Linked DNA regions of Homo sapiens: all the other regions are linked to region 3. A link is a loop called in an ENCODE intact Hi-C map of the cell type or tissue named here. Cell type or tissue: Caco-2. All regions are shown on one strand.

Region 1 (8,000 bases), 66 kb after region 3:
TATTTTCCTACTTATCTACTAGTAAACTACAAGGAAAGCAGGGATATGCTAGGTTTCAGTTAGGCAAAATGTAGAGAAAGTGTTCTGCAATTAGGTAGAAGTAGTTTGGGAGTGAAAGCGAACACAAATAGGGTGGGGAAGCACAGAGTATGTGAGAATGAGACTTCAAAACTGACTAGTGAACCACATTCATTTCCTTTACAGCATTTATCTCAGTTATTACATGCTTAAGAGGAGTTTGGTCTCATCCACCTCACACACCAGAAGGCCTGAAGGGCAGTGAGGGTAAGGTGGGCATTCCCTATTCAGAGTGATTGCAGCCTCTAAAGCCAGACTGCCTGGGTCTGAAACTGAGCTCCAAAACTTATCAGATGACTTTGGGCAAATTACTTATTATTTCTATGCCTTCACTTTCTCAGCTGCAAAATGATAACCCATTTCAGAAGGTAGTTGTGAGAATGAATGATTTAATGCACGCAAAGTATGAGGTTGAACCATATGAAATTACTATTTTTATATGTCAAAATACTCAAATATCAACAAGTTTATATGGCTTATCCAAATTTTAAGCCAATGCCTAACTGATTATTCCTTTTTATAATGCTTCTAAACCATTACTCCCTAATGCCTCTGATGTAACAGCCTCATTTGTTGAATTTCATATTATCCAATTATCTTTTCTCATTGATGTCCCCCTGCTAATATCCTGGTCCCTCCATAACACTTATTCATGACTAGGGCACTTGGCAACAATCTTTAACATACCCTTTGTGACAATGAGTGACTTCAGTATCCATCTAGACAAGCCATCCAATAAACTATAAATTCCTCACCTTCTTCATCTCCATGGTCACAGATTTCCAAGGTCAAACCCTGCAACTAATTATCTAGTGGGGCTGCTTCCTATCCATTATGTGAAGATGACCACAATCTCTGATCCTTCCAGGCTCCCCGTGCCTTTGCCCTTACTACCTCTGCTCTCCAATCTCTGGAAAACCATAGTTCCTTGACCTCTTTCCTGGCCTCACTGCTTTACCCAGTTGGGATAGCACGGCTCATTACTTCAACCATTCTTTCACTAATATCTTTAGAATCAATTCAAACGTAGACTTCTGTATTTCTGTGACCAATCTGTTGAGCTCAGCTGGAAAAAAAAGTCAGCTTTCAGATTGACGCAACTATATAAATCTGCAGTCCTCAATCTCAAATAGGCCATCAACGTGGCTCAACCTCCTACTCATTCTTGCTTAGCTTGCTCTTATTTTACTAAGCAATGTTACCAAACTGTCATATTGCTCAAGAGCCCAAACAAGGCTACATCCTTCTCTGCAGATGACATCATTTTCTACTTCAATAAGAGAATTATACATACATTATCCCAATATTGTTCCCCTCCCCTTCTTAGATATGCCTGGACCTGTCCTTGTGCACTTTCTTTCAATGACAGGATGAGGTATTCTTACTCCAGGTCAAGATCCTGCCCTGCCCTCCACACATGGCCCCCCTTTTCAGCACTCCCAGGACCGAGCTCCATTAATTATCCCCTTTACTTCCTAAATCTTTAAATTCTCAGTGCCTATTTACTCTTTCCTCTAAGCCCAGAAACCCATTTAAATCTTTTATCAAATGAATTTTTTTTTCTTTTTGCTTCTTGAACCTGGGTTGCACCCCAGAAACCATACCCTTCCTTCTCTTCTAAGGCAAGTGACTTGAAAGAGAGGTTTGTGCTAACCCTTCTCAACTTTCTTACCCTACCCATTTACTTTAAAACAAGACACAATGTCATTCTGCCCTGGCCACTGGACTGAAACTTCTCTGATGAGACACCAGTGAACTCCATAATGCCACACCTGAGGAAAATGTATCAATTCTCTCCTCTCATTTTTTCTTATTTCTCTGTTTTTTCCTTTCCAGTCTCCCTCATGGGTTCCTTGTCTTTTGTTTGCTTCTTAAATGTCTGTATTACTCAAGGCTTCACCCATGGTAATTTGTTCATTCTATATATTCTCCTTGTGCAATTTCATTTGCTCTTGATTTTAAACACCACTGATATGGGGTGACTTCCAAATCTGTATTTCCAGCCCAGATTACCTCCCATCACCTTCCATGTTTATTTACCTGGATAGCCTGCCTGCAAGGACTTAAACCCAACATATCATTCAGTCTTTTTTTTTTTTTTCCCCCAAAAACATAGTTTTTCAGGACCTACTTCATACTACTATTCAACAGTAAACAAGACAGCAAAACAGGTCCTTTATCTTAATCCCTGTTTCTCACTCGTACCCCTAAGTACAATTTAGGCTACAATAAGACCAAACTTTCTGTAGTTTGCCATTTTTTTGTTCAAAGAAGGTTAAACACTGAGGGCGTATGAACATACTACTCTCCCAGCCTGGAATTCCCTTCCCATGTTCTTTTCAATTCTTAAGACTTTAGGAGAAGTCTCATCCTCCAAGGTACCTTCCCTAAATTGCCACGTAAGGCTAGGTGCCCTTGATCACTGCCTTTACTAGAATGTGCTAAAACTATCTCTTTGTACATGTTTTCCCCAAGGATCCCTAAGGCAGAGATTGTATCTCTCTGTGAACAGCATACTGCTTGGTACATGAGTAATACATGTTTGAGATTGCCCAAGTAGATGTGCTGAAGTACTGTGATGCTTTTCTGACACTCCCACATACCGTTGCACTTATCTATTTGTAAATCCTACTCCTTCTCCTTGCTAATACCAGGTTAACTTTCCTGAGCATGTTGTGTCTCTTTCATTCTCCACATCACTCAAAATCATGTATATAAAAGGCACTCAAGGAGTATTGGTTGAATTGAGGTGAAATAAACAGATAAAACACTCCACATCTACATTTCTATTTCTGGGATCCATTAGTGTCATTCTGTAGCTCTGAGCTAAGATTTCTCAGGTGTCTTTCAGCTACTACCAAGGCCCAAAGAACGTTATCAAAAAATGTCCAGACTGTTCTTCAATCTCTGCATGTGTCGTGAGAGACCATTCCAATTGCATATGTGGGATTTCCCATCCAGGTGTAGGGACTCACCATATTCCTCAATTCACAAAACAAGGAGCCAGGAGGGGACTCTTAGTGGAACAAAAAATTCAGTTGACCCACTGGATCACTATGTACCATATTTCTTCCTGCAATGCATTAAATTCAGGCTCTTATGGCCTAAGTTCATTTCCAAAAAGTGAACACTTCTATTTACTCTTCACGAGAAGCTTCTCTCTCAATGCATGTAAAGTGCTTTGAGCTCTCTGTGAAAGGAATGATGTAAACACAAGGCATTATTACCAACACTATCCTCTAAATAACCTCATGAGGTAAGTATTAATATCAGAGGGACTATTATTTTACAGGCAGAGAAATCAGCTGATTTGCTCAAAGTCAGAGGTGGGGCTAAGAGCCAAGAACACATTCCAAGAGTCCTTTGCTTATTATATCCATTGCCAGACCTAATCCAAGCTTTTCAGAAAGTTCTTCTTAGAGTGTGAAGAGAGTCTGAGAACTTTATCCTTTCTTTTTCAGACTGTTCTTGCCCCATATCCTTTCCCTCTCTTATCATTTCTTCTCAATAGGGATCCAAAAGAGAATGCAATGATCACCTAACAGCCATCCAATCCCCCACCTGTATAGCATGTGGGGCAGTACAGAGGTTCAGTCAGGCATACTCCATCTATTTTCACCCAGACTTTACAATCCAGGCTGCTCGGAGTTCTGCCAGCTTGAGTTAGTTCAGTTCGAGTAAATCTCTAAGTCGTTCAAGTACGGCATGCTCTGTTGAATTAATTTTCTTCAGTTACGTCTTGTATACGTGGCCCATATAACTTTACAGAGATCCTGCTCACCAAATGATTTTTCAAATCTGACACACTACATTTATTAGAATGATTCTATTTTCATCCACCTAGTTTTAAAATCTGCTAGAGTTTGAAGGTTGAAAATGCCATGTAAATGTGGCATCTTAAATCAAACTGTATATACAGAGCGAAGGGTTCTGAGTAACAGTAATAATAGTTGTCCTACTTGTTGAATGTTTATAAAGTTAATTGTTAGTGATGAGTGAACTCAGTCTAAGTCTCCGTACTATTTTGACGGGGCTCTGCACAAAAACAATCATTTCTGGGGAAGGAGAAATCTTCTAGACTGAATTATATCTAGTTCTAACCTCTAAAACTATATATAGCCGAAAAAAAAAATCTATCCATCAATTTTCTGGAAGGGTTCAGGCTTCAGATGGAGCAGTGGGGCTATGAAAGAAACAGAAAGGAAGGGCTACTGGTGGTGGAGGCTGCTTTGCCCCAGGAGATCTGCCTGGAGTTGACCATTTCAACTTCCAGCCATGACAAGCTCCCATGCCCAGCCTCTGCAGCCTGCTTAGGTTCCTTCCCAAACTCCTCCCAAGTTAAGAAACAACTTATCTAAGGAATTACTCACCTACAAGTTGTGAACATTTTATTTACCTTTCCTAAGAGATATTGTGAGAGAGATATCCCTGTAAATATCACTTTCTGTGTTACAACACTGTTGTGCTGTACCCCTATTAACCTCAGCAGGGAAGGCACTAGGTTCAAGAGGCTGAAGAAAAGACCCAGAGGCAGCAAATGAGACATGGGGTTTACTAGGGGCTTACATATGGGGAGAGAGTGGAGAACTGGTGGCAGGCGGGACAGGAGAACTGCCTTATGTACAGAAATGGTCCAGTGGCGGCAGGCTGGACAACATGACTGCATGGCCAGTGGCTGCGGGCTGGGCAGGAAAACTGCAACTGCTTGCAAACAGCATGCAGTTTATAAAGCATTTTCATTTAACACCCTCCCCCTAATGACCTCCATCTGGTAACCTTCATTTAACCTAAAACTCAGGGCCTTAATCCCCAATAAGCCCATGTTCCACAGGATGAGCAGGGGGCTCAGATATTTATCATAGTAAGGAATGAATCTCCGAGTTGGCCATTCCTGGATTCCCTACCTTGGAACACACATTCAGGTGCACTGGCCATACATGGTCATTCTAAGGGTATGCTTAAATTGCTGCTATCAGGTATGTTTACCCTACAAACAAACAAATGAAGAAAAGTATCTGGAAGAAATTCAGAGATAGCTACAAATTTAACATTTATCTCAATTCCAAAGGTCTGGAAAATCAGTCATGACCTTGAAGAACATGCTGGTACATCCACAGAGTACACTACGCCAGAAGCAGCACATGCCATAGCACCTGACTGGGCAACAGAGAGAAATGTGACAGCCTGCACCAGTAAGAACACAGGCCAACCTTTCATTCTTGATAAAAAATTATAAAACTCCCACATATACAAAGAACACAGGAAAGAAAGTCATAAACCACTTGGACTCAAAGGAAAAATACCTGACTCATATATTTGTTTCACAATTTAAGCACATATCCCTCATCTCACAGTGGGGACTAAGTGATATGCTTGGCTAGTAGGATTAACATTGCTTCAGAAAACATTTTCCTGGACCAATGTAATCTTTCAAGGTAATTACTAGAAAATAACACTTGTAAATTTCCTTTAAAACTTTATAAGGTATCATAATTTATTTACAGATACAGCAGTATCTAAGTATATCAGGTACTTCAAGAAATACAATGAAAAGGATCATGTTTCTTTTTGGTTTGAAGAACAATTTTTATACAGAGTCTTAAAGCCTGGGAAACTATTGTATCTGTGCACTATGGGACTGATGTTCAAGTGATCTAATATTAACTTAGGAAAGAGTTTTTCCACAGTTACAGGGAGCATAGTAGATGAGAGGTGTGTGAAGGTATGATCCCCCTTGGGTAGCCTGGAGGTTTCTGGGCATTAGTCTCCTAGGGGACCTCTTTCTTCGGCTGCCCTCCAAAGCCTCCTTTGTTTACCATACTGTTCTAGACAAATATTCCCAGCTTCTCTGTGAGCCATATTGAGAAACAGGTTGGGAAGCTCTAGCTTAGGAAACACATTTCCTTTTGGCCCTAGACACACAGAGAAGATCACTACAAGAACCTGATTCAATGTCAGAGTGATATGGTGCAAAGAACAGAGTGAGGAATGAGATTTGGGTTTTGGCACAGGCTTTCTCACTACCTAGCTCTGAGCCCTGAGCAGATCACTTACCTGTCAGGACCTTGACTGCCTCACTATAATGTAAGTGGTTTGGCCTTGATCCTGTTTAAGGACCCATCCTAAACATCACCTAGCCCAGTACAAGGCATATGGTACTCAAGAGACTTAGAAATCCCTAAGTCTCTGAGTACCATATGCCTTGTACTGGGCTAGGGAGAAACTAGACACAGACACTGTCCCTATTCTCATGGAACCTGTAACCTAGCTAGAGGTAAGATCATTAATCAAGATAAATATTGATAAATAAAAATTAAATCTAACTGAAGCGTAATGGATTTGGAAGATAGAATTATCACTGCTTATAAAAACTCAATGTACTTCCTACTGAGCATATAAGTCTATAGGGTAAATCTGCACCACAGAACGAGTCTATGCCCTCTGTTTTTATTTAATCACATAACAATTATTATGTTCAAATATTCAAACATGGGCTTGAAGATTATAAAGTCATGTGAAATCAGCTTCACCTTGGTTGTACCTGGGAGCTCCTGCCTGGCCTACTGATCATTTTCGTTATGACACATTTTAATTAAGTCATTAACAAATGGATGTGGCTGGGCGCGGTGGCTCACACCTGTAATCCCAGGACTTTGGGAGGCTGAGGCAGGCAGATCACAAGATGAGGAGTTCAAGACCAGCTTGGCCAACATGGTGAAACCCTGTCTCTGCTAAAAATACAAAAATTAGCTGAGCATGGTGGCGTGTGCCTGTAATCCCCAGCTACTCAGGAAGCTGAGACAGGAGAATTGCTCGAACCAGGACCCTGGAGGCGAGGCTGCAGTGAACCGAGATCACGCCACTGCACTCCAGCCTGGGCTACAGAGCGACACTCCGTCTAAAAAAAAAGAAAAAAAAAATGGATGCATATTCAGGTAACACCATCAAGGCAAAGAGGAGTGCTAAAAGTCTTCTCTGACACAAAATGTAAATATCCCGCTCAATCAACATTCTTTCTTATCCTTCTAATACTTTCAAGCAGTTGCTCCCACTTCACTTCTTTTTGGACCCACAGAGACCGTCAGCCCCTTACTTCTGTGCTATATCCTTATATAACAGCCCACTCTTATTTTTACTTCTTTTCCTATATAGCACAGGCTCCACGGATCATGACTTCAAACTTTCTCTTATTTATCTTCATCCCTTCTGTTCCCAAGAAGCACTTACCTGCATATATCCACCACATGGGATCAGTCAACACTAGGGTAAAATCACTGCTAGTGGAAAACCACACACTATTCTGGGGCAACTATACCTTCATGGTTGCTAGCATTAAGTGGCTTGATTTGGAAAGGTTTCCCTAAGAGTAAGAGCATTTCGAACTTTCTCTGGTGCACTGTTATCCTAATTATTTTACCCTCTGTAGGCAGGCTAAACCCTCTTTGACAGTGGCAGAAGGCAGGGAGAGAAACTAAGGCTGCAAGCAACCTCAACGGCTGGTAAAACCCAGGCTAGCTCCTAAAATCCATCAAGAGAGCAATCTCTTCCATGCAGCAATGCCTGTGAGTAACATGTGAAATATGGATGAATACTTGCTTTATTTATCTCGGCCATGAACATTCCAGTGAGTATGTAGTTGTGACCATAAACAGCAGGCTACAGCCATTGTCTTAAGGCACCCTCAGAGTACTTCATCTATGACTTAAATCTTTCCCAATTTGTTCTTAGGGGCTGCAGCCAAATCCTAGCTCTCCCACTTAGCTTTCTAACTTTTGGGAAGTTATTTAAACTAACTGTATCTGAGGATAATACCTACCTCATAGAGTTAATGTGGACATTCTATTTCTTACTGTAACAGGACCAGGCCTACAGTGCTATATGTGTTTGTTGCTGTTGTTGTTGTTATTATTAATTATAATCCT
Region 2 (8,000 bases), 160 kb after region 3:
GAATATGTAAACATGCGCTTTTAAATAGCCCAATGTCTACAGAAAAGCCACTAACATGATTCAGAAATATATAATAAAGGCAAAAAGAAACATAATATACATACACATATACATACACATACAGGGTCCATCCACACTACGAAAATGATGCTTTATAAATGCTTAGAAAAAGACTAAAAGAAACACAGTACATTGAATTGTTAATAGTTGGCAGTATTCATGTGGTAGGACTACATGTAAAATTTTTTACTTTTATGCATTTTCCAAATTATGAAGGGTGCCTATTAATTTTAAAATAAAAAAAATTTTAAATTAATTTTAAAACAAAAAAATTTTAAATTAATTTTAAAACCACAAAATATCATCATTTTAATGTTTTAATAACAAAGGACTTCCCATTCCCTAGCATCACATGGACACTACTACTGTAATCACTTCTCAAGGTACATATGTCACTGTTCTAGAGTCATAGTCAGCTGAAGTATGAGCAGAATAATTGGAAGCCTTCTGGAAACTCTGCGGACCATATATAGGCCTGGGACCAGAGATTCAGGCTACAGATAAAAGTAAAGAGGGTCTATATATATAGACCTGCAGTTCATATATATATTCAGTTACTGCAGTTTATATGTATATTAAGGTCTGCTGGTTAAAGGCTCTTTTAAGTACAGTTTAAGTGCGGAGATATGGTATATTTCATGTGGGTATCTACATGTACAGAGCCAGACAGGTGGCACCCAAAGAACTGAAAGAAGAGTGAAAGAAGAGTGAAGAAATGAGGTTGATTAGAAAAATGATTGTCTAGGGCATGGAGAGAAGGTTCTTTTACCACAGACATCCCCTTTGGCTCCACATTCACAGTTGCCTACAGGTCCCTTCAGCCTTCGTCCTAAGTTGTGTAGCAGCAGAGGAGAAGGGATCGGAGAGTAGAAGCACAGGATCGGATCCATGGCAAGGTTATCCAGTGCTCAGTGGCAAAGCTGCTTTGCAAGAAGGCTGTGGGTAAGGTGGTAGAAGGTAGCGTGGGGTGCAATAAACACCGAAAGCTCATATTCTGGCCAATCCAACTGTAGTCTGAAGCAATGCAGGACCATGGAACTATACCTCTCCCTATGCAATCCTGGGTCTGTTCCCACTCTGTTCAGCTTCTTATACAGGACCAGGTCCATAAGACCAGGTCTTATACAGGTCTTGCTGTTTTTCTTTGTACATGACAGTGTTTCCATATATACTATCTCACAGAGGCAAAGAAGCAAACATGTCATATACAAAGTTAGCATTACCATCTCATAGCTCAAAGCAGAGCTCCTAGGGAGCAGAGCGTACCAACTGCTTAAATGACCAAAGGACCAGCAATGAAAATTTTGGGTAGCTGCAAGAAACATCCTATTAATTACTGCTTCTTTGGCACTTACTATACTTGGATGACTGAAAGACATGACCAGTCAAAAGAAGAAACAAAGGCAGGGAGAGAAGACATGAAAGAAAATAAGAGCAGTTACTTCAAAAAGAGGAACTGGCTTGATGTGATTAGCAGTATATTAATGGTATTTTTTAAAAGTTAAATAATGATGATGTTGTAATTATGGTCAGTAGCAACTGACTTCACTAATAACACCTGTTAATGTGGTCATTGTCATGGCCTCCTGACAATTAGCTCGAACCAGGGAAACTGGTGATATTAAGCTGTCTTTGACATAATATAATATGGCTAAATCTAGTTGGTATCTCCTTGTTTCTTGCCTTGTTACCTACAAACCCCTTCTCCCGCATTAGAAAGCAATGAACTTGGTAGAAAAATTTCTTTGTATCATTTCTAAATAACAGTTTAAAGCTAGTGCTGATTTAGATCATAAACTCAGATTACTAATTGTAGAAAGGACCTTGGTGTCTAGGTATGCTTATTTGTAGTAAATTCCTGATTAAAAAATGAAAAGAAAGTCACAAAAGTAATTGGACAGAACAAGGTTAGGAAGTAAAACTCTCTCATCCAATTTTGAGGCACAGTGATCATAACTCTACTATTTTCACAAATGAAACCAAGAGAATTTCACAAATGAAGAAAATTTCAGAAACCAAGAGAATAAAAATTACATCTCAGAAAGAATTTTGGTTGAAAGAGGGAAGGAAATAAAAGTCTACTCATCTACTTATGTGGCCAATGGCGCACAATGCCAACAGCTGGTTGGAGTTTGCAATACACCACCCAGGGTACTCTTGTATCAGTTAAAGGTCCTGCTCCCTCAAAACCCTTGACTTTCGTTTGAAGTGAAATGGTGATGATATTCTAATTTTACTAGAACAAGATACGTTGCTGCCACCTTCCAGAAAACTGTCAGTAAATCCACAAATCCACAAAAAAGAGGATGAGTCTTGGCTTTCCCAGTTCAAGATTCAGTCTAGAAAATAAACAGAAACTTCTCAGTTAAATCTGAACACTCCTTTACCAAACATACCTCTGAGAGATTCTGAACAAACTATTAGGAGAAGACAAGACTATTTATGTAGAAGAAGGCTATATATGTAAGACTATATATGTAGAAGGCTATATATGTAAACATTGCTTTAAATCCCTGTATCATTACTTTAGTAGCGGTGTGACCTTGGTCAAGCCACTTTAGCCTTCTAAATGTCTTTATCTGAAAAGAATGGATCATATCACATCAAAATGTGTTGTGAAGATTAAATGATGAAATGCTTGTAGAGCACTAAGTATGGTGGTAGGTATGATCTAAAAGCTCAACAAATGAGGGCTATTAATATTGGTTCCTGAAGACAGTGGTCACATAACTATGACCTCACTTGGAAAGCTGAGTCATAGCTGGGTCAAGAGACTGATGTTTCAGGAGTAACACATTAGTAATGTAACCAGGCAAGTAGTGTACCAGGCAAGGGCATACAAGGAGTAGAAGCCCTAATCCTCTTTCCTCTATTCTTCAGAATATAGCTAAAGAAAAGGAGGAAATAATACTAACATATTTCATGGGAACCAGCAAGTCAAAAGAATGAAAATAAATGCAAAACTTGAGTATGGATATGTGAGAAAGAAACAAATGGTAGTGTTAAATGTTAGGAAACATATTTGCCTATCAGAGGGAAAAAGATGCAAAACAAGCTACAAAACTGTTAGCTTTGGGGTAAAAGTATGCTATCAGTTTGGGGCTGAGATTCAGGTGTTTATGCATCATACAACTTTCATAAAAGTCATTTAATCTCATTTGTAATAAAAAATGCAGCATAAAAGTCTCAAAAAGGATATTTAATAAGTATGAGGTAAGCACAGGAGACTAAAAAGATTACAATGCAATTCACAAGTATAGGGCAGAAGAGTTAAAACCAACAAAACTACAAACTCAACATCCAAAATGTTAGTACACAATTGCAAATCAAATATTAAATTTTAAGTTCGGCTGAAGAGTATGTGTAATTCACATCTCTTAGTATACTGTATATGAAAAGCAAGAGTGAGTTTACTTTAGGTTTCTCAGTAGGTACTTAGAGTGATCTAGAATAATGATAAAGTGAACTCCCAATTTAGTGAAGAGGACATACATTTAATGTTGTGCCCTGCATCTTTATTCCACACCATTTCCACTAACAACTCTGCAAACATCCTTTCTCCACTCCACACTAAGAAAATGAAGCGAGCAGACTATTTTCGTCATTCTTGTTTGACAAAACATATGGAAACAATAATTCTACAGACATATGTACATCATAATAGGAAGCAATCCTATTTTAATGTAATTTTAAAAGAGGTTTTAAAAGGACTCAAGCTACTAAAATTACTCATCTGAAGCTTGCAAATAAGAATGCCACGTCCCTAATTTATTTAGCAGATTCATATAGTTGGGCTAGAACTTTAGGTATGACTTCTCTTATAATTCGGAGGTGAATTCTCATTCACAAGAAGTAGGATTTGTACAAGTAAATCTACCCCATACTAGAGGATAATATTCTTAATTCAATCACATTTGGCTAATTTCTTTTTTCTTCACGTGGTTATTTTTGGCTTTATTTTGTTTGCCGGTAGAAGAGAACAAACATTAAAACTGGCTCTAAAGTTCTAATTTTATACATTGTCTTGAAAGTACAGCACAAAACATTTAATTTCTTTAAAAATTTTTTCCCTGCCAAAAAATGATAGTTTTAACTGCTTTCGTTAAAACACAGGCATGCAGAAATGGGGAAAGAGGAAGTTCTTTCAGGAAAAACACTGAAAAAAATAAGATTTCATCTGGCCTTTCCATCATCACTTGAAGAATTGTTTGGTAGTTACATCATCAGGAAATAAAACACCATCCTCTGAGGACCCCTACTCATTACAAAGAGGAAAGAGAAGGTTTGAAGTCTAAATCACCCCCAGAGATGTCTCCACAAAACCCCAGACTTCTCCTTTCCCTCTCCCGCCTACCCCCAGCAACCAAAAATAAAAAGTATAATGAATTTACAAAAGTTTACATAAGAATAACAGGATGTGTATTGAAGTCCCTGAAGCAACAACAGCTTTAGGGACCCAGAGGGAAAAAAGTTACAAGCGGATCGACCCTGCCTCCCAATGACTTTGTTAGCCCGACAGGAGGGCGCCGGCGCCCCGGCCCACCGGCCCACCACTCATTCCCTCCGCTGGGAGCCGGGAACCACGGTCCGTTCACACGGCCGGAACATCCGCGGGAGCTGGGGTGTGTGGCTGCGCCGCCGCCGCGGCCGAGGGTCCCGCGGTCACCGGCGCCCCCGCCGACAGCGCCGCACACGCGGAGCGCCTTATAAGGCAGAACAGTGACGTAACGCCCATAGGCCGGGCGCGCTCAGCGCCCCGCTCGCATTGTTCGGGCGACTCTCGGAGCGCGCACAGTCGGCTCGCAGCGCGGCACTACAGCGGCCCCGGCCCGGCCCCCGCCCGGCCCCGGCGCAGGCAGTTCAGGTAAGCCCGGGAGAGCAACTTCGCTCCACCAAGGGGCACTGCTGTCAGACAGCCAGGTAGCAAGTCTGTGGGTGGCTGTTAAAGCTGTCTCAGCATCACAAACTGCAGACAGGTTTCGCAAAGCGCATCCAATGAATTCTAGGTTCAAAACCGTTTCCAACTCACACAAAACTTGAAAGTAGAAGTTTTCTCTGGAGGAGAAAACAGATTAGAGATTTAATTTTAAATGTTGAGAGGTGGGAGGTGACTGTATTACATACGCTTTCCAAGTGAGCTACACATTGAATCCTGCCCATATTGAGAAATCTTTGGGGAAAGGGTGGGGGAGACTATATTGTACTGCAGCAACCCTATCTCTCCTCCGGACTCAAACTCGCTTGTCTTACATGAGCAGAATGCGAAAATTTGTTAGTGCCAGGTTTTCCCCTCTTTTTGTAAATGTTAATATAAACGACTAGAAAAACACTGTTAGGAATACATCTTGGAATTAAGACGAATCTAACTTAAAAAGTAAAATCTTTTTAAGCTTCAAAAAATCGTACAAACGCTATTTTGTCGTAAAAGCATATGTCAATTTGTACAAGGAAGTAACTATCATAGTTTTGAGTTCTAACTTTCTGCTTCAAGTCCAGGCATTGGAAAAATGACAAACCTCACTTACAGCTATCATTTCTAGAGTAATATTTTGGATAGTAGTATATTATGTAAAAAATGCCAATTTAAAAGGTAAAACTTATAGAGTAACTGTATTAATCAGTAACATTTTAAACCATAATTAGTTACATCTAAATCCTGAAGAGGCTATTGCTACCAATGAACTCTTACAGTATGATAACTGAACACTTGGCAGAAAAATCTCCATAATATTTTACTTCATTTTTTCCAACTAAAAGTCAACGTAGGAATTAAAAATAAAAAGGTTATGTCAACTTTAGAACACTGGAATAGGAGATGAAAAATTGATTCATCATTCAATCCTTATCTGGTCTAAACATATATTGTAAAATAAAACTTTAACAACTATGTGACAGAATTGTCCCTTTTAAAACAGTCTCTATGTTTTATAAGTATATACAATTCAAACTCAGAATTCATAGGCTGCCATTTATATTTACTCTGAGATTTTAAAATGCTGGCATTTTAGTTGGCACTAAAATGACCATATAAGATAACTGTTTGGAGGTACAGTAAAAGTTTAACAGAGGAGCAGAGCACTATAACCACTGAGGTGTATGTGTGTGTTACAAACTCATGTTTTTATATTTAATTGTCAGAAGAAAATGTCAGATCCCAGATTTTATCATTGAAACACAGCATTTAAAAAATACTCAAAATGTGGGTTATATCTGTATATTTCTAATAATTTCTGTTGGATGGTTTTTAAAAGTATATGACATTGGTGCCTATCATTTTTGCCTCATAGCAGTTTTTTTGTTTTTGCTAATTTTGTTTGGAGCAATGCACGACTTTGGTTTTCATATTTTAAAAGAAAAATTATATGTTATTTGGCCTGAGGATAGGCTATATAAACTGCAGGTTAGTACTGAGAAGTAGGATTTTCCACAAACTATTATTTCAAACCTAGGGAAGCCCACCATAATGAGAAGAGCGGGGCCAACACCCATGTCACTGTGGAGAAGTACAGAATATGCAATGGAAGAGTTGTTTATCTGATATAAGCGGTAATTGGAAACTGAAAAATTCCTGCTCTGGAAAAAAGATATTCTGCTCTTCTGAATCTAACAGAGGAAGAGACAAACAGAAACCATCAATTATTGTTTCAGGTATACCCAGAGTACCATCTGTACCATAAACTACAACTCAACTGTTGAAAATCATAACTTCCATCAAAATTCTAACAGCTGTGTTTCCCAGTGTCTTTTATTTTTTTAAAGCAGGCAAGCATCGATTTTTTAAAATTTAAAAATAACACTCTTTAATATTCCACACTTTTTCCCATTTATTAACTTTAAAGCATGGTTCAAAGAACAATCACATAAGACCTCTTTTAAAACTGAAAGCTAAGTATGACTTATCATGGATACCCTATCTCACACTGGGCTCTTTGGATGAGCAATTTCTTAGTCCTTGGGACAATCTGTATGATGGGAAAATGTTTTTGATAGAATGAATGTGAATTTCTACACTTCCAAATAAAGCACATAATAATTTTATGCTTAGTAAGTTCATTTGCACTTTTGTGGTGATTAACCTTAACTGTTAAGCCCTGGTATTTTTGTGCTATTTTCCTAATGCTGTGATGGAGACTATAGTAACAGCCAGTATGAAAACACAAATCAAGCCTTGACTTAATTTTCCGGTTCTCTTGCAGTTCCCATTAATTTGCCTTCTCAAAAGGCTGTAAATTTTGTTTAAGGGTTCTCTGCTGTAATTTCCCCTCCAAAAAAGTGCCTTTGGTAATAAATGGATTTTGAGATTTAAGAAAAAAAACTGAAAATGTAGGAGGAAGAATAAGATTCCAATAATTCTGCTTAGGTCATGTTCTGTCCATGTCTAGTGCTTCAGGGCAAAGTGAACATTTTACAAGGTGAATAGAAAAAAAACATACAGCCCCTCCTATTTAAAGGAAAAAGGAAGAGGGGCAAGAAGAGAACTGTTTATAAAAGACTGGATATTGTGGATGTAAGGCAATATTGGTCTCAACCTGCTTCAGGAACTGAAATGGCCCCATCTGTTGTTCACAGAGCCTGTCATCTTTGAAAAATCTAATACACCCTACCTTATCTGTTGGACATATTAATTTTAAACGATTTTAAGGTCCATTTAATTTGTATTTGACCATGAATTCAGCTTCAATTTAAACTGATTGTTTAGTTTTTGTAAATTATATTTAAATAAGGATTTAAAGATGAAGAGACACTGCATATGCAGCCAGCATCACAAACCTTCAAAGCAATATTTCTGTGGTTGCTGCTGTCATCACCACAACATTTTCTAGCCACCAACCCAGTCACTTATGCTTAAAGTGTGCTGCAATGACTTTTAGAACCTCCTATGGCTGGTCATTTTCTACTTAAAATGAGGTAGGACATTCATGTTTTGAGTCATTTTGTTA
Region 3 (8,000 bases):
TGATTATTAATAAGTAATTTGTGGAAAATTCTTTGAGATATGTAAATATCCTGTTCCTCACTGAACTTTTAAAAAATTGTTTCAGCAGCCATTGATACTTCTTAACTATTTGCAACTATGATGGCTGCAAAATGGTGGTTTTCTAATCTATATTTCTTCTACATTTATTAGTAGGCATTCTACTGTAAAGAATAACTTTTCTTTCTTACACATGTAGTATCTACCTATTATCACCATGAACAAACTCATGAATTCTTATTTTATTCAATGGGTCACCTTCCATTTTATAATTATTTCGCTCTTCAGGTTGTTTCAGATTAGGCCAGTGGCAGTCCTTTCAAGCCAACTCTGGTGTCCTTTTGACATGTCCTCATCATTTTTTGAGACTTCCTAACATCGTGGCATGAAAAGATGTTCCAGGCTCATCTTTTTTTTCCTCCAACAGCCCTGCAGTCAGCTACTTCTCCAAGAAGGCTTTGTTCCTCTTAGTGGGAAATGAGATGTAGAAGCTTTATGTGTTGCATGTGTTCATTGCTACAAGGTGTCATTGATTCTAGACCTTTTTAGTTGACAGAGCTAGGAAATTTTTCATGCCTTAGAAGACCTTCCTAAAAGTGGATTTAGGAACTACTATACCATAATTCCTTTTATATTAAGTTTATGCAATGTATAGAGATGGTACAGGGGTTTTTAGTTTTGGGTTCTATGTTACAATGGACTTATAATTACACTGACTACTAGTAAACATTATTATCCCAGAAGAATCTGATGAGATCCCTGAGAATAAGGACTATGTCTCATTCATCTTTTTATCCTCAGAGCCCAACAAAGTTCAAATCACATAATAGACCATCCATAGAAATTACATGTATGTGATTTGCTTTCAAAGAATCCAATGTGGGGGAAAGGAATAAAGATGTAACAAAGTTGGCCATGAGTTGATGACTGCTATAGCTCGTGATGAGCACATGGGGATTCTTTCTTTTCCATTTCTCTCTACATTTGAATTTTTCTATTACAATAAAATAAATTTAAAGGTAATCAAGAAATACCCCTATATCAGAATGATAAAAGTTTCTGCCTCTTCTATGGTTCAATTTCTTTAACAGTTTGGTGGGGTGAAAAAGGTCAAAGTGTTTGATTACTGGGAACCAGAGGGCATTAAAAAATTCAAGTAAATAATTCAGCTGTGTGCAGTGTCTCACGCCTGTAATTGCAGCACTTTGGGAGGCTGAGGCGGGTGGATCAGGAGTTCGAGACCAGCCTGGCCAACATGGTGAAACCCTGTCTCTACTAAAAATACCAAATTAGCTGGGCGTGGTGGCATGCGCCTGTAGTCCCAGCTACTCCGGAGGCTGAGGCAGGAGAATTGCTTGAACCCAGGAGGCGGGGGTTGCAGTGAGCCAAGATTGTGCCATTGAACTCCAGCCTGGGTGACAGAGTGAGACTGTGTCTCAAATAATAATAATAATACTAATAATTTAAGGAGGAATATGCGCACAGCATGGACATTCATTTATGAATTTAATTGTTTAAAATACATTTGGTTCAAGGGACTTGAAAATGTAGATGGCTTTCATCATCAAATTGCTAATAATCCTAGAAAGCACAAACTTGAAACACATACAATTTGGATAACAATTTCGAATATACATTTATGATAACAGATCAACCCTAAAAAATAACATAAGATAAACAGGTCTTCAAGCTATCTGGAGAGAACCCCCTAGCATTTTGCTGACTACATGGAGATAGCAAAATGGCTTTTTTCTTGACATCCCAAGTTGTTTTTTGATACTTAAACAACTGATAGTCAAAACATTAAAATAGGAAAGTGGACTACTGCAGTGATTGAGATATTCTACTGAGAAAAAACACCACAAACAAATATATTCGTATGTATATACCGTTTACTGATCAGAGTGGATATTCTCCTAAGGCTGCATATTTCATAGAAAGTCTAGGTTTAAAGCATGCCCCTCCTTCCCATTAGGAAAACTGACACTAATATTCTTTATCAACATTATTTCAAGCAGGTGTACTTTGAACTCTGAGGGTTCCCCATCATAAATCTAAACTCACTGTCTTACCTAAATACTAGACATTTGCTATCAGATTAAAAGTGTCTGCTTAGTTTTACTGATAAGGAAGCATGTTTAAATGACCAAAAGCAGCCAATTCAGATGGGATTTGAGGCCCCAAATAATTTCCTCTATTATTTAGGCAACACAAAGAACCTTTTGGATTACTGGAACGAAGTGGCTACCTTTTAACCAATGTTGATTCAAAAAGTGCATTCCTTACTAAAGCCAGTGTGAAAATGCTAGTGAATTCTTTCCATTACATCTGGCCATAATCAGAATGCTAACATTCTGCAGCCTGCACATTGTAAATAAATACAGACCAAATAACTTCTTACTGCTGCCATGAGTGTACATTTTCTCCAGACAATAAGTGGTACATTAGCACATATTTGTCCCCTGGCTGCAGCTTTTTCCCCCCATTCTGAGTTCCTGGATATACTTTTGAGACAGTCTAGAAAAACCAGTCTTGTGCTACACAGAGATCAGGAACTTTCCCCACAATGGAATTTAGTGTCCATAATCACCAACATCCAGTCTTGTCAATTTCAATGGATGATGATGCAAATTACTTCTTTTCTTAAGTGTATTAACGGGTCACTAATGTAAGCAAAATAACGCATGGCGGGTTGAATAATAGCACCATGTTTCTTCAATCAAATAACCATACTGTGTGTCTGGTTGTGGTTTCAAAGAAATCTGGATTAAATAATATGATTCATATATAAAAAGGCTGGCTAAGAACTGGATTTTGGTACTGCTCAGTTATACATAAAACAGTCACTTTTGTACTAGATGTTCACTTAGGAAAATAATATTGTTTCCTCTGAGACAGGTATACTGGATACTTGACCTCTAAATCCTAAAAACAATTCATGGAAAGAATAAAATTTAGAGGAGCAAGAACAGGGCTGAGTCACCACATATTTTCAATATATCAGGTTTTTTTTTAAAATCAATTCTGAATTGTCAAAGAGGCACTTTCTGAACTTATTAAGCTTTTTAATTTCCTACTGACCATTTAAAAAGCTCCCGTCCTAATATCTGCTTTTCAGGCTACTTTCCAGGGTAAGAATTTAAGAGTGCAGTTGAGGGGCAGTACATGATTTGGTGCAGGCAAGTTAACACAGAGTCCAACTTTAAGAATCCTGGTCTTGAAGACAGTGTTTGCTTAAGTTTTACAATGTTACAAACATTAGTCAAGACCTTCAAGAAGATAACACAAAGCTCTAGGAGCTGTGATTTTCAAAGGGGATTTGGGAATGAGGGTTTGATGGAAGCCTTCCAGAGCTGCAGCTGCTGAGCTTGTGGGTTTTCCATTGGCTGCCACTCGATAGAGGTGAGGCAGGAGGAAGAATTCTTTGAGGGCAAGTTCAGACAGTGAATAGTTCAAGGATGCAGCCTGCCTGGAAATTGCAAGCAGTCAATGGACACATAAACCACAAATGTTACAAGGCACAATTAGTTTGATTTTTTCTAAGGTTTTAAGGGGCCAAAATAATTCCATTACCATACAGTAACCACAGAGTAAAATTAATATTTATAAAGTAATGCTATCCAGCAATATAGTTGAAGATAGTTTTCCTGAATTCTTTTTTTTTTTTGGTTACCATGTCTCATCAATGGTAACAGTAGAGTGGAAACCACACTAACTTTCATGTGAGGGGGATATGGATTGCAGTTTGGCCCTGGTACTTGGTGTTTGTGTGACTGAACTTCAGCATCATTTTCAACAGGAGAATAATACCTACCTTGCAGGCTTGTTGCAGGGAATAAATGTAATAATGTATGTTAGGTGGCAGCAAATAGTAGCAGCTCAAAAAATAGTTAATTATGTTATCATTGTCATAAGTGTCATAATTAATGGTCCTTTGTTACACACAACTGCATTACCATTTATGCAATTGTTATAAGTGAGTTACCTACAAAGCAACAAAAGCTGTATTCAACTGCCCATAAATTATTCATACTATTTTAAAAAATGTTTCTTTATGGTTTTACATTTACAGGTTCTTTTTATTTTAAAGTTCGTCAATATAGCCTTTATGTCAAAAAATAGAGATTTTTATGTGTTCTTGTGATACAAAATGCATTTTCTGTGAGCTTTACAATGTTATGAATCAGTTTTTGCGAAAGGGGAATTCGGCTAGCTGTCTCCTCTCTGCCTCAGACAGACTTCACAATGATTCACAGATAACAGAAACCACCAGCTGCCATTCCGAATAAAATGTTCTGTTGGCTCTGCATACCTTATGGCAAGCTCTAAGTCACATGTCCTCTTCTTATTTCCACTTTTCTTCTCTAAAGCCAGCTATAACCTGCATTTCATAAATCTTAAGAGAGTAAATCAAAATAACCAATCTGGAATTTGACCTAGTACCAACTAAGATTACCTAAAACAGAATCAAGGGCCAACGCATCCATCTGCTCTCTCTGAAAGAGGCATACATATCAATAATTTCCTCTACCACATTTAAATAATTGTCTTTCAAGTATCATATTTTACTCCATGTTTTAACACCTACAATCTTCCTCATGTTTCATTATTTATTCCCATAGGGCAGGGTTTAGCAAACTATGGCTAATGGGCTAGATCTGGTCTGTAGCCTGTCTTTATATAATCTGAAAGCATAATTTTTACATTTTTAAACAGCTGAAAAAATTAAAAATTAGGATTTTTCATGATGCATGAAAAATACATAAAATTCAAATTTAACTGTCCAAAATATAGTTTTATGGAAACACAGCCATGCTCATTAATTTATGTATTGTCTTTGGCTGATTTTGACCTAGTTTAGTAGTTACTACACAGACCATATGGCCAGCAAGGCCTAAAATATTTCCTATTTTTGCTTTTACAAAAAAGTCTGTTGACACTGCCCTAGTGGGGTGTTTCCCTTTGGAGAAAGTGAGGCAAATAAACGTAAAATACAAGGTCCTCCCTCCCTGTCTTTGCCTTCTTGTCGTAGATCCTCAGCCTTAGAAGGAAAATTGGCTTAGCTTGACTTTTCCTTGAGGGGAGAGAATGCGTTAGTTAAAAAAAAAGAACACAGGAGGAGCCAAGGGATGCGGGTCTCAGGTCTTGTTTGGGTGTTGGGTTTTTATGCTCAGTTTGGACAATTACTTTTCTAGTTCTGTAACGTGGCTTCTTCCTTGTTGCGCTCTGAATTTCCTTTATATTTGAAAAAAGGAATCCTTCACTCACTTACTAGATCACCATGATGATAATGTGAACCCTACCACCAACTCCTTCCTCACTCCACTTCCCAAATCAATCCAGGATGAGTGGAAACGAGGGTAACAGGAACTTTGGAAACATTTCTATTGGACTGCTAGATGAAAGTTTAAAACCTACTGTTTTAAACCTATGGAGATAGGCCTCCATTGTGACCACATAACTAATACAATGAATAGCTCATCCTGATTTCCACTAGAGAATGGGGTACTTTGGGCATATGAGACTGAATCACTTGTTTTCTGGAAATTCCCTATTATAAATATGACATTTAAGTACATAGTCTAAAAATGCTGATGTCTAGGAAAATATGTTCTAAATTATAGCAGAAAAAAATAGAATCTGACAGCTGGACAAAGGAATAAAGGCAGAATGGGCAAAGATCATTTTATGTTAGGAAGAGAGTAACAGAGATGTTTATATTCACACAGATATTATCAGGTGGTAAATATATTTCTCATCAGACTTCATATCTCATAGATTTTATATTATAATGCAAATCTATATATTTTTCATTCTTAAGCCAAGAATATCTATATAGTTGCACAGTAAAGAAAATTTTACCACAGTGCACTTTAAAAACCACTTATACCTTATTAGGTTATAAATTGACCAAAGCTTTTGCCATACCACATCCTTGCTACAGGGAGGGAAAACGGATTGATTTCACTGCACCAATCTCCCTTTTGCTAACTATATAGCTGATTTGTGTTTATATGGTAGAGGAAAAGCAGCAGTTATTGGATACTGGTTTAATGTAGAAGGTTAAATTAGTTGTGGGGACAATGATTACTCATGATTCCAAATGGTGAACTGAACTTGGAGTCTTAGCCTGCTTTTTTAGTCACACTGCATTACTAAGCAACTTTGGAACAGGTGCTCTCAACGGGAAAACAGGTTCTGAGAAAAGACTAGAGTAGATGAGACATGCATGAATGAGAATGAGCAATAATGCCTTAAGTAGGGAGGACGAATCATTACCCTATTACAAATATGATGAAAATTATCAATACTCATTACAATTAGAGTTGGAAAAGCTCTTAGAGGACAATGAGTCCAAGTTTCTTTCATGGAAAACCAACACGCATGCCAGGGAGCCACTGTCTAGTTTTGGCCTGATCACTGACTTCTGGTGGCATAGATCCCTTTCTCATCCAAGCCAGCTCTTTTCCTTTTGGTACAACTCCAATACTATACAGTCAAAATGCCCAAAAAGAGTAGAGAAAATAATATTAAACTAGAAAATAGGAGTTCCAAATTCCAATTTCAGTCCTATGGTTAACTCTAGTTGTGTGACTTTAGGCAAGTGTTTGGTGCTCGTTGGGTCTCCGTTTCCTTATCTGTAAAACAAGGGTTTTAAGGTCCTTTCCAGTTCTGATTTTCTTCATTTCTATACTTTCCATTCCATGCTAGAGAAATGTGAAGCAGTTGTGAGAAAGTTACAAACAGCTGTGAAGTTTTTCTTCTTAGAGTCCTCACTCATGTCACACCTGGGCTGCTTCTAAACGTTCCAAGATCTCTTGGTCTTTATCTCAGCTTTCCAGATGACATATAGTTTGATTTTATTTTGACTGTTGACATCTCCTAGAATGTTATCATGACTCAGAATCTGCCCTTTTGGTCACTATATAGCGTAGTGACAGGCTCAGCTACAAAAGCCCTCTTAGTAGCAGTTTGTCTAGCAGAATTTTGAAGTTGCTGGTTTTTATTTTAAAAAAGAAACCATCAGAAATGTTGTACTGTTCTCACACACTTAAGTCTTATTCTATCTTCTATGGAATGTCAGTAAACTGCTCAGTATTTGCTTTTTTATTTTAGTGATTAGACTATTTAGGCTGGAATAAACCTTAAGCTCAAAGAAAAGCTATGTCTTTAATAAACTCCAATTAATGCACACTGGTATGGTCTATGTATATATAGGCTATATTTTTAGAAACAAAACCACTATTTAATGTGATAGTAACTTGGCAAAGGTTGCAAATGCAACAGTAAAATGAATGACTATTTAGCTTTTTATTTATGTAACTAAAGTGGATACAATTAAGAAGACTGTGCCTAGGGGACTTGACTTTATTGAACAATTATCATAATCAAAATCAATAGTGTTATGTGACTAAAACAAAGCTTTTCTGTACAAATAAGTAAATTTATTTTTGTAATATATTTTAAAATTAATTTTAATATTTTATTTATACATGTGAAAATAAAAAATAATTCTTTTTAGACAAATAAATCTGAAAAATTTTTAAAGTTTTTATTTACTTATTTTTTAAAGACGAGGTCTTGCTATGTTGCCCAGGCTGGCTTGGAACTCCTGAGCTCAAGCAATCCTTCTGCCTCAGCTCCCAGGGTAGCTTGGGACAATAGGCATGCACCACCATTCCAGGCTCAAAAAAATTTTTTTTAAAGAAAAATAATTGAATTGAGTTTAGGTGCTCAAGTAACTGCTCAAGTAACGGACTGACGAGCTTGTAAAACATCAACAGGATATATATGTATATGTTTATGTTTATATGTGTGTGTGTGTCTTTGTGTGTGTTACACACCTCAGTAAAAAGGTGTATTGAAACACATCACCATTGAATAGTTCACAGTAATGAGTTTGGAGTCTAGTACAGTTGGTGTGATAGCTTATCAGAGTCAACTCTTCTTAAGAAAACAAGAACTGACTCTTGGAAATGTGC

What was found. A loop is a pair of places that touch in the nucleus more often than their neighbours do. Peaks named below come from ENCODE experiments on the same cell type or tissue, not always from the same donor. Only the 100,000 strongest peaks of a DNase experiment are listed, where the experiment ranks them.
Region 1: a loop joins it to region 3, with 1.9 times the contacts of the local background. A loop is called at or near these places in 12 of 110 quality-filtered maps.
Region 2: a loop joins it to region 3, with 5 times the contacts of the local background. A loop is called at or near these places in 43 of 110 quality-filtered maps.

Annotation. Positions count from the first base shown.
Region 1 is chr3:99,962,609-99,970,608 of GRCh38, reverse strand. All of the region lies in intron 1 of CMSS1 (cms1 ribosomal small subunit homolog), which reads right to left. The region is part of intron 1 of FILIP1L (filamin A interacting protein 1 like); the gene reads left to right. It overlaps MIR3921 (microRNA 3921), which reads left to right and starts at 6,211; the gene lies at 6,211-6,295. All of the region lies in intron 1 of LOC105374010 (a long non-coding RNA gene), which reads right to left. In Caco-2, no CTCF peak of the experiment used is centred here; no DNase peak of the experiment used is centred here.
Region 2 is chr3:99,872,996-99,880,995 of GRCh38, reverse strand. The region is part of intron 1 of CMSS1 (cms1 ribosomal small subunit homolog); the gene reads right to left. All of the region lies in intron 4 of FILIP1L (filamin A interacting protein 1 like), which reads left to right. All of the region lies in intron 1 of LOC105374010 (a long non-coding RNA gene), which reads right to left. Among named protein-coding and RNA genes, the nearest start is that of HP09053, 53 kb to the right of the region's middle. RefSeq lists an enhancer at 2,657-2,951 and a silencer at 4,517-4,986. In Caco-2, a CTCF peak has its summit at 4,737; a DNase peak (open chromatin) is centred at 4,865; H3K4me3 peaks cover 3,940 bases.
Region 3 is chr3:100,028,748-100,036,747 of GRCh38, reverse strand. All of the region lies in intron 1 of CMSS1 (cms1 ribosomal small subunit homolog), which reads right to left. The region is part of intron 1 of FILIP1L (filamin A interacting protein 1 like); the gene reads left to right. All of the region lies in intron 4 of LOC105374010 (a long non-coding RNA gene), which reads right to left. Among named protein-coding and RNA genes, the nearest start is that of MIR3921, 68 kb to the right of the region's middle. In Caco-2, no CTCF peak of the experiment used is centred here; DNase peaks (open chromatin) are centred at 2,487 and 3,387.